Linked DNA regions of Homo sapiens: region 1 is linked to region 2. A link is a loop called in an ENCODE intact Hi-C map of the cell type or tissue named here. Cell type or tissue: PC-3. All regions are shown on one strand. Links, peaks and the distances in the headings refer to the core of each region. The heading gives the core; the rest is flanking DNA.

What was found. A loop is a pair of places that touch in the nucleus more often than their neighbours do. Peaks named below come from ENCODE experiments on the same cell type or tissue, not always from the same donor. Only the 100,000 strongest peaks of a DNase experiment are listed, where the experiment ranks them.
Region 1: it touches region 2 in a loop (2.8-fold over the local background); 3 of 110 quality-filtered maps call a loop at or near these places.

What each region holds. Positions count from the first base shown.
Region 1 is chr11:9,405,292-9,410,672 of GRCh38, forward strand. It overlaps IPO7 (importin 7), which reads left to right. Exons shown (of 25, transcript NM_006391.3): 3 at 3,195-3,348; 4 at 4,637-4,795. Among named protein-coding and RNA genes, the nearest start is that of SNORA23, 21 kb to the right of the region's middle. In PC-3, for the core only: no CTCF peak of the experiment used is centred there; no DNase peak of the experiment used is centred there.
Region 2 is chr11:9,278,104-9,283,484 of GRCh38, forward strand. It overlaps TMEM41B (transmembrane protein 41B), which reads right to left. Exons shown (of 7, transcript NM_015012.4): 7 at 2,551-5,381. The coding sequence ends at 5,321. Among named protein-coding and RNA genes, the nearest start is that of TRL-CAA5-1, 5.6 kb to the left of the region's middle. In PC-3, for the core only: no CTCF peak of the experiment used is centred there; a DNase peak (open chromatin) is centred at 2,748.

The sequences.
Region 1 (5,381 bases), core at 147-5,146, 130 kb after region 2:
AGCCTCCCGAGTAGCTGGGACTATAGGCGCCCGCCACCACGCCCGGCTAATTCTTTGTATTTTTAGTAGAGATGGGGTTTCACCGTGTTAGCCAGGATGGTCTCCATCTCCTGACCTCGTGATCTGCCCTGCCTCTGCCTCCCAAAGTGCTGGGATTACAGGCGTGAGCCACCGCCCCCGGCCCTCAGTAGCCTCATCTTGACTCACTGTAAACTCTGCCTCCCAGGCTCAAGCCATCCTCCCACCTCAGCCTCCTGAGTAGCTGGGACTGTAGGCACGTACCATCATGCCCTGATAATTGTTGTATTTTTTGTAGAGATGGCGTCCTGCCATATTGTCCAGGCTGGTCTCAAGCTTGTGAGCTCAAGTGATCTGCCTTCCTGGGCCTTCCAAAGTGCTAGGATTATGGGCGTGAGCCACCATGCCTGGCCATGACTTCTTTAAAAGCAAACAATTTTATGTAAATGACTGAACTCCCTGGTCAGCAGTAAATCTTTTTGTAAATATTTCTAATTTAATAGAAAAGGGTAATTTTTATTGTCTCCTTTCCCTCCCTTCCCTTCCTTTCTTCCTTCCCTTCCTCCTTTCCCTCCTTCTCTTCCTTCCTTTCCTGTCTTCCACAGGGTCTTGATCCTTGCCCAGGCCGGGGTGCAGTGACTCAGTTATAGCTCATTGAATCTTCAAACTTCTGGGCTCAAATAATCTTTCTACTTTAGCCTGCCAAACATCTGGGGCTGCAGGCATGTGTCACTACACCCATCTAATTATTTTATTTTGTAGAGATGGAATCTCACTATGTTGCTGAGGCTGGTCTTTTTTTTTTTTTTTTTTTTTTTTTTTTAGTAGAGACGGGGTCTCACTGTGTTTCCCCGGCTGGTTTCGGCTTCCAAAGTATTGAGCTTTACAGGCGTTAGCCACTATGGCTGGTCTTGAATTGCTGACCTCAAGTGATCCTCTCGCCTCAGCCTTCCAAAGTGCTGGGATCAAAGACGTGAGCCACTGTGCCTGGTCTTGTTTCTTTTTTATATATATTCAAGTCTCATTTATCTTTTACTAGTGAAGCTCACATTTTCCCGTTTTTAGATAAGAGTCTGCCTTTAAATCCAAATTTTTACTAAGAAGTTAAGTGTTTGACCTTTAGGAGTGATATTAATAAATTCTAGAGACTTGGTTATGTGTATTAGAAAAACAAATTACACTGGGAAATTGTTTTAGTGTGTACACAATTGGAAGGAGTTAAACTATGGAATTGGTCAAAAAATTTAAAATATCATTAATTTAAAAGTTATATACTTGGGGCTGGCCACGGTGGCTCACACCTGTAATCCCAGCACTTTGGAAGGCCGTAGATGGGGGATCATTTGAAGTCAGGAGTTCAAGACCAGCCTGGTCAACATGGTGAAACCCTGTCTCTACTAAAAATACAAAAAAATTAGCCGGGTGGTAGTGGCATGCACCTGTAATCCCAGCTACTCAGGAGGCTGAGGCAGGAGAATCGCTTGAGCCTGGGAGATGGAGGTTGTGGTGAGCTGAGATTGTGCCATTGTACTCCAGTCTGGGAAACAGAGTGAGACCCTTTCTCAAAAAAGAAAAAAAAATTATGTTCTTGGAATAATTGAATGAGATTTCTGTAGTGCATGGCATATGGTGGTTTCATCTGCTGGATTTCGAATGATTAGTTCATTCTGTCTTTGCTCAAGCATTCTGGCTAGAGTAGACTGAATCATGAGATCCTTACAGTGCAATTCCAAATTCTGTATTGTTGGGGCAAAAAATGTTTAAAATTCCGAATCACATAAGCATATATTCCATTCTTTACTTAGAATGGAAGTATTCAGAGGTTGCATCCAGAGACATTGGGACTGTTGTGTGGTCTTAGTATTGGTCTCTATTCTGTTTTGGAGAAAAAGAACCAAAATTCTGTAGTAGTAATAACCTGGACTTTGTTGGTCCTATTTGATTCTTTATTGTAGGTGTAGTTTATTTTAAAACCTTGGCTCACGCCTATAATCCCAGAACTTTGGGAGGCCGAAGTGGGTGGATCACGAGGTCAGGAGAGCGACACCATCCTGGCCAACATGGTGAAACCTTGTCTCTACTAAAAATACAAAAATTACCTGGGCATGGTGGTGCATGCCTGTAAACCCAGCTACTCGGGAGGCTGAGGCAAGGAGAATCGCTTGAACTAGGGAGTCAGAGGTTGCAGTGAGCCGAGATCGCACCACTGCACTCCAGCCTGGTGACAGAGCAAGACTCCATCTCATAAAAATACCTTGTTGAGGGGTATTTTAATATATAATCTTAATCTATTTGAATTACTATAATATGGAATATTTAATTCCTAAATTAAAGCAAACTAGAATATAAAAATCCTATTTCTGTCGGTTATCCTTGTTCAAATAAGTACAGGACTTGAGATAAGAATTGCTAATTAGAGAAGATCGAGTGTTTTGCAGAATTTAAGAATTAATTTTGGACAGTTTCCCTTTACAGTACATCTTACAGATTTGTGACTCTGTTCTCCCCCACTCTCTGAAAGTGCTGGGTAAAAAGCTTTGCTAGCAGCCTGGATTTTACCACTTCATCAGTTTGTTAACTTTTGTCAAATAGCAATGTGCAAAGGTAGCAGTATGATAACTGACAGAAAAATAGCAATCTGTAATTTCTGAACACAGTAAATTCTCCCATAACATAATTTGAATTTGAAGTGGTATGGGATTGAAATACTTAAATTTATAGATTAAGAACCTTTATATGCTATTATTTTTCTGTGATAAGAACTGGTTTTTTTATTACCTTTGTGTGATTAGTTGTAGAAGCTATGTTGGGATATGTATGATGGTTTTGTCTTTAGAGGCTTCATTTAGAAAACTGATTTGATTTAATTTAACTCTCCTGTAGAAAACAGGGTTAAAAGTGTTGTGACGTTAAAAAAAAACAGTTTTCTCTGGGGTTGTTTATTTGCAGAGTTTTCTTATGCTGTGTGATTCGTAATAACTTTGTGCTTGATTGCTGTAACAGTGTTCAATTTGTGCATTATCAACTTTAAAAATAATTGAATGTAGTATTTTGTTAATGAAAGCATAGCTTTACAAACGGTAGTGTGAAAGAAATACTTGAGGTATGGACACTTGTGGGATTTTCACAGTACTTTCACAGTAAACATTCTTTTGTCAAACTGATCTGTATTTTAGGTGTTATCTATCTGAAAAATATGATAACACAGTATTGGCCTGATCGAGAAACAGCACCAGGGGATATATCCCCTTATACTATTCCAGAAGAAGATCGCCATTGTATTCGAGAAAATATTGTAGAAGCCATTATCCATTCTCCTGAGCTCATCAGGTATGTATTTTTAAAATTTACCCATTTCTGCAGGTGTGTAACTTTCAGGGTTTTTTGTTTTTTGGTTTTTTTTTTTTTTTTTTTTTTTTTTGAGATGGACTTTCCCTCTGTGGCCAGGCTGGAGTGCAGTGGCACGATCCTTGCTCACTGCAGCCTCCGCCTCCCAGGTTCAAGCAATTCTCCTGCCTCTCAGCTCCACGAGTAGCTGGGATTACAGGCACATGGCACCACGCCCAGCTAATTTTTGTATTTTTAGTAGAGACAGGGTTTCACCATGTTGGCGAGGATGGTCTCGATTTCCTGACCTCGTGATCCAACTGCCTCGGCTTCCCAAAGTGCTGGGATTACAGGCGTGAACCACTGCACCCGGCTTTTCTGGGGGGCTTTTGGGGGCTTTTCAGAACATATAGGCCTGTTTTTTTTGTAGCAGAAAACTTACCCAACAGATGCTGTTGTAGGAGAATGCCTTAGTCATTTTTTTTTTTTTAAGATTGAGTCTTGTTCTGTCACCCAGGCTGGAGTGAGGTGGCGCAATCTCGGCTCGCTACAGCCTCTGACTCCTGGGATCAAGCAATCCTCCTGCCTCAGTCTCCCGAGTAGCTGGGATTACAGGCGTGCACCAGCATCCCTGGCTAATTTTTGTATTTTTAGTAGAGACGAGGTTTTACCATGTTGGCCACGCTGGTCTGGAACACCTGACCTCAAGTGATCCACCTGCCTAGGCCTCACAAAGTACTGTGATTACAGGTGTGAGCCACCATGCCTGGCCTGTAATTTGTTTTCTTACTACAGTTTGATTTCACATTGACGAAACCAAAAACTTCATATAAAACTTGTGGGCCGGGCACAGTGGCCTCAGCCCCCGGAGTAGCTGGGATTACAGGTGTGCACGACCAGGCCCAGCTAATTTTTGTGTTTTTAGTAGAGATGGGGTTTCACCATGTTGGCCAGGATGGTCTTGATCCCTTGACCTTGTGATCTTCCCGCCTGGGCCTCCCAAAGTGTTGGGATTACAGGTGTGAGCCACCGCACCCAGCCTAATTGATGTTCTCAAATGAAACTTGTTTATTGATGATAGGAATGAAAAATAAAACACCTGTATTTGTAACATTTGCTGGTTTTCGTTTGCTCAGTGACTTATTCTGAATCATATATATTCTGTGTACATCTAAAATCACTGGGTTATTTTGAAATTAGATTTTGTCTAAACAGCTATTTTCCTTTCTATGGGTTAGCAAAATCTTACCTAGTTAGGATTTTTTCCTTACTGTTTTTTTTTGGCTTCCAGGGTACAGCTTACTACATGCATTCATCACATCATCAAACATGATTATCCAAGCCGCTGGACTGCCATTGTGGACAAAATTGGCTTTTATCTTCAGTCCGATAACAGTGCTTGTTGGCTAGGAATTCTTCTTTGCCTTTATCAGCTTGTGAAAAATTATGAGTAAGTGTTTCTTTCAACTCCTATAGAGCTTTGAGAAGTAGGAAAAGTTGGGAAAATTTAAGCCAATTTGAACATGTAAAATTATATTTAGCATAGATAATAAAATTAGTGAATTATATGGTAATTTCAATTTATTATTTTCTTTTTGACATAGCATTCTAACTCCGCAGTTGCTTTTCTTTATTCTACTAAGAAACTCCTTGCACCCTTTTTTCTTAATCACCGTCTCTTTACCTATTCAAAAACTAAGTTGTCTCTAAAGACGGCCTCCTCAATGTGTGCTGATAAAAGTCCTTCAGGTAAGTTTTTCTAAAATGTGAAGGTGATCAGAATACATTGAGGATTAAAGCTCTTTATTACTTGTGGCTTTTTTTTCTGTGAATTTTTATCTTAATTTAGGCTCTTGATTAACTTCCTCTGATTCTTTAAGAAGAATTCATTGGAATTTCATGTGATCTTCTTTAATCAGTGTGTTTTGGGGGATTCACACTCACCTATTTCATTGTTGCATATTTAAGCAGATTATAGTTCATATAGGTCATTAGTATTAGAAAAAAAGATTTTAGGCCAAGTGATTATTTTAGAT
Region 2 (5,381 bases), core at 171-5,170:
TCTTTATTCTAGATGAGAAAAATGAGGATGAGAGCTTAAGCAATATCCTGCCTCAAGTCACCCAGACTAAGTTTGTCCCAGATAAAGAAAAATAATAATGAGAATACTGAAAACTGCAATGAGATGTATCTTCTAAACATCTTAACTATGACCACCGAATGATTATCAGGAAAGCTTCAGCCCTTTTGATTATACACATTTTCAAAAAGCCAGAGAACTTTAAAAAGATTCCTTCATAAACAACTCATTGTATGTACTAGAAATATTTACTTGGCCAGGCGCGGTGGCTCACGCCTGTAATCCCAGCACTTTGGGAGGCTGAGGCGGGCGGATCACCTGAGGTCCGGAGTTCGTGACCAGCCTCAACATGGAGAAACCCCGTCTCTACTATAAAAATACAAAATTAGCCAGGCGTGGTGGTGCATGCCTGTAATCCCAGCTACTCGGGAGGCTGAGGCAGGAGAATTGCTTGAACCTGGGAGGCGGAGGTTGCGGTGAGCCGAGATCACGCCATTGCACTCCAGCCTGGGCAATGAGAGCGAAACTCCGTCTCAAAAAAAAAAAAAAAAGGAAATATTTACTTACCTCAACTATTTATTTAGCGACAAGGTCTCACACTGTTGCCCAGGCTGGAGTGCAGTGGTGCTCACTGCAAACTCCGCCTCCTGGTTTCAAGCAATTCTCCTGCCTCAGCCTCCTGAGTAGTTGGGACTACAGGCGTGAGCCACCACGTCCAGCTAATTTTTGTTATTTTTAGTAGAGACAGGGTTTCACCATGTTGGCCAGGCTGGTCTCAAACTCCTGACCTCAGGTAATCTGCCCATCTTGGCCTCCAAAAGTGCTGGGATTACAGTCCTGAGCCACTGTGCCCGGCCTTACCTAAACAATTTAAATTGCTTTAGAATCTTCAAAAGCCGGCTGGGCTTGGTGGCTCACGCCTGTAATCCCAACACTTTGGGAGGCCTAGGAGGGTGAATCACCTGAGGTCGGGAGTTCAGTCTGACCAACGTGGAGAAACCCCATTTCTATTAAAAATACAAAATTAGCTGAGTGTGGTGGGTGGCACGTGCCTGTAATCCCAACTACTCCGGAGGCTGAGGCAGGAGAATCGCTTGAACCTGGGAGGCAGAGGTTGCAGTGAGCCAAGATCGCACCGTTGCACTCCAGCCTGGGCAACGAAAGCGAAACTCTGTCTCCAAAAAAAAAAAAAAAAACCTCAAAAGCCAACAATTACAAGTTTTAAATATTTTAGCCAGGCACCGTGGCTCACGCCTGTAATCCCAGGACTTTGAGAGGCCGAGGCGGGCGGATCACGAAATCAGGAGATCGAGACGATCCTGGCTAACACGATGAAACCCCGTCTCTACTAAAAGTGCGAAAAACCAGCCGGGCAAGGTGGCAGGCGCGAGTCCCAGCTCCTCGGGAGGCTGAGGCAGGAGAATGGCGTGAACCCGGGAGGCGGAGTCTGCAATAAGCCGAGATGGCGCCACTGCACTCCAGCCTGGGCGACAGAGAGACACTCCACCTCAAAAAAACAATTTTTAAATATTTTGTTGTTTTTTTTTTTTTGATACAGTCTCGTACTCTCGCCCAGGCTGGAGTGCAGTGGCGCCATCTCGGCTCACTACAAGCTCCGCCTCCCGGGTTCATGCCATTCTCCTGCCTCAGCCTCCCTAGTAGCTGGGACTACAGGCGGCCGCCACCACACCGGGCTAATTTTTTGTATTTTTAGTAGAGACGGGGTTTCACCATGTTAGCCAGGATGGTCTCAATCTCCTGACCTTGTCTCCACCCGCCTCGGCCTCCCAAAGTGCTGGGATTACAGCCGTGAGCCACCGCGCCTGGCCTGTTTTGAGATGGAGTCTCACTTTGTCACCCAGGCTGTAGTACACTGGTGTGATGTTGGCTCACTACAACCTCTGCCTCCCGCGTTCAAGCGACTCTCCTGCCTCAGCCTCCCAAGTAGCTGGGATTACAGGTGCACACCACCACACCCAACTAATTTTTTATTTTTAGTAGAGACGGGGTTTCTCCATGTTGGCCAGGCTGGTCTCGAACTCCTGACCTCAGGTGATCCACCCACCTTGGCCTCTGGAAGTGCTAGGATTACAGGTGTGAGCTACCGTGCCCGGCCATTTCATTGTTCTTAGTGGTGAAAATGTACATCGAAATTTAAGAATATACTTTTATTCAACGAAGAGTTTGTTTTTAGTTTTTTGAGACAGAGTCTGGCTCTGTTGCCCAGGCTGGAATGCAGTGGCACAATTTCATCTCATGGCAACCTCCACCTTCTGGGTTCAAGCAATTCTTCTGCCTCAGCCTCCCAAGTAGCTAGGACTATAGGCGTGTGCCACCACACCTGGCTAATTTTTCATATGTTTAGTAGAGACGGGGTTTCACTGTGATGGCCAGGCTGGTCTTGAACTCCTGACTGCAGGTGATCCACCTGCTTCGACCTTCCAAAGTGCTGGGATTACAGGCGTGAGCCACCTTGCTCGGCCAGAGTTTTTTAATGTAAGTACTTCCATGAAATAAATCCCAAATGTGACATTTAGGTTTCTCCAATACAATTTATTATTATTACATTTTAGCTTGCATTTACTAAGTGTCATGGAAATATTATACTCAAAATAACAGAGCTCCAGAGAAAGACAGTTAACTAAGAAAGAACAGTTTCACTTTCTTAGCTTGTCAACTCCTAGTTAGCCTGCTTGCCTCCGCACCACAGATGCTTGTCTTCTTGTGGTTGTTACCACAAGCCAAAGCTTGAATTTACATGGGCATCAGGCCAAGTCTGTAAATCCGTGAAGACAGGCCATCAACTGCATTGAGGGTACAGCCTTGCTGAAGGGTCCTTTCTTGACAGTCAATGATGATGAATCTGGAAAAACTGTCTATTCTCTTAGGAGAAGAAAATATACCCCACCTAAAGTCGCAGCTACCATTAACAAAAAAAAAAATTAGCAAAGGGAAAGAATCAATGGTAAGGACAGTAAATATACTCTGAGAATAGAGTAAGTACAATTTACACACGCTGGAGTAAATAGTGAAGCTTCTACTGAGTTCTACTGAGTCTAAGCTCTTTTATTTTTAAAATTCTGATAAAAATTTACTCAATTACATTTTATACATTAATATTTAGTGAATTTGTCCAAAAAGGCTATGTTTAATTTATGTGTAAAAATAACAAAAGATGTATCAGTCAGTCTCTGGGCAATAAGAAAGGAAGAAAGCCTTGCTAGAAATAATAAATAATCTCACGCAAAAGGCCAGGTGACATAAGAATACTACAATAATCAATATGTTTTCTTTGTATTTACAATAAAATCCATCTGTTAACACTGTGATAGAAAAAATAATCAGTCCACATCATGTAATAAAAACAGGCTTTGAGGATGATTATACCTCTTATAATAAAAACATACAAGGATTTCTCACAGCTAAAGTACTTTTCAACTTTGACAACTAATAACAGTCATGGGTGAAGGTAAAACTGACAGAGTACTTTAGATCAGCTATGTCCTACAGTCAAGGAATCAAGGGCATTACCCATTTACCAAGCAGCAAAAAGCACTTTCATTTTTCCAGAACTATTTAAATACAGTAGTTGCCATGTGATCAGTTAATTTTACTTTGTGAGTTAGATAAAGTAAAGACTAAATTGGGAAACTGCAATAAGTAATCAAAAGTAGCTCCAAACAACAAAGCCATCAATAGAAACAAAAGGCATTTTTCTAGGTGTATCATGCATAAAAAGAATAATTACATAATATTATTAAATATATTCCTTAATGACCAGATTAATAAATGAGGTAAAATTTAGTCATTGGAACAAATAAACTATATTTAATCACTTGTGTTTTGCTGTCACTGTTTAAAATAATTAACTTAATGTCTAAAAACTACATACTCTTGAATGTTTGCTTTTTAGAGCCCCTTGTGGGATATTAAAGAGCCATAACAAATTATCTGAATATAAATTATCAATACCAGGCTGGGCACAGTGGCTCATGCCTGTAATCCCAGCACTTTGGGAGGTGGAAGTGGGCATATAGCCTGAGGTCAGGAGTTCAAGACCAGCCCGGCCAACATGGTGAAACCCCGTCTCTACTAAAAACACAAAAATTAGCTGGGCACGGTGGCACACACCTGTAATCCCAGCTACTCAGGAGGCTGGGCCAGGAGAATCGCTTGAACCCAGGAGGCGGAGTTTGCAGTGAGCCGAGATCACACCACGCACTCCACTCCAGCCTGGGCAACAGCAAGACTCCGTCTCAAAAAAAAAAAAAATTATCAATACCAAATATGATACAGTTATGTAATACCCATTTTGCATATGCACAGTGGAAATACTGTAAAAACTACAAGATGAAAGAAAACCGACTGGCCAGAACTTTAAATTTCAGACTAATCCATGATAAAAATCTAGATGATAAAAAACAAAAATAAAATTAACAAAATAGATAACTTGATATCCTTTCCATATTCAGTCGTCTACTAACATGCCATCTCCAAACAAATCCATTACCTCAAAAGAGGAAGAAAATGGGCCAGGCGCGGTGGCTCACGCCTGTAATCCCAGCACTTTGGGAGGCCAAGGCGGGCAGATCACGAGGTCAGGAGATCGAGACCATCCTGGCTAACACGGTGAAACCCCGTCTCTACTAAAAATACAAAAAAATTAGCTGGGCATGGTGGCGGGCGCCTGTAGTCCCAGCTACTCAGGAGGCTGAGACAGGAGAATGGCGTGAACCCAGGAGGTGGAGCTTGCAGTGAGTGGAGATCGCGCCACTGCACTCCAGCCTGGGCGGCAGAGCTAGACTCCGTCTCAAAACAGAAAAAAAAAAAAAAAAAAAAAGAGGAAGAAAATGTAAATCTCTTTTTAAGTTTTCCAGTTTATGCTCTGAAAAAAGCCTAACATTAACAAAACCTGCAACACTACTTTAAAAAATCTAGAATTTAAAAATATCTATTTTAGTTATTAAAGATAAAAAATATTCAATTAAATTGAATGAATTAGCTGGATCAACAATTTCCTACCACACTACTATTATCTACAGCTACCCTTGGTATAATAATTTATAAGATGTCTAAGATGTCTACCTTAACTATTGATAGCACTTTTCACAGTATACCAATTTCCATTTTTACTTTCTTCTCCCCTTGTCACTTAAATGTATTACTTTAACTATCTGATAGGAAATTTTATTTTACAAATTCCTTGTTTAATTACTGAAGAGGTGATTTTAAAACATAAATGGATGCACCTGTTAATCCTGAGATGGTGATGACAGCAAAACTAAAAATCAGATGATTATTTTTACTCAAATTTCTGCTTTAGTTTTTTTTGGAAGATGGCTGGCAGAATAGAAAGAACAGCC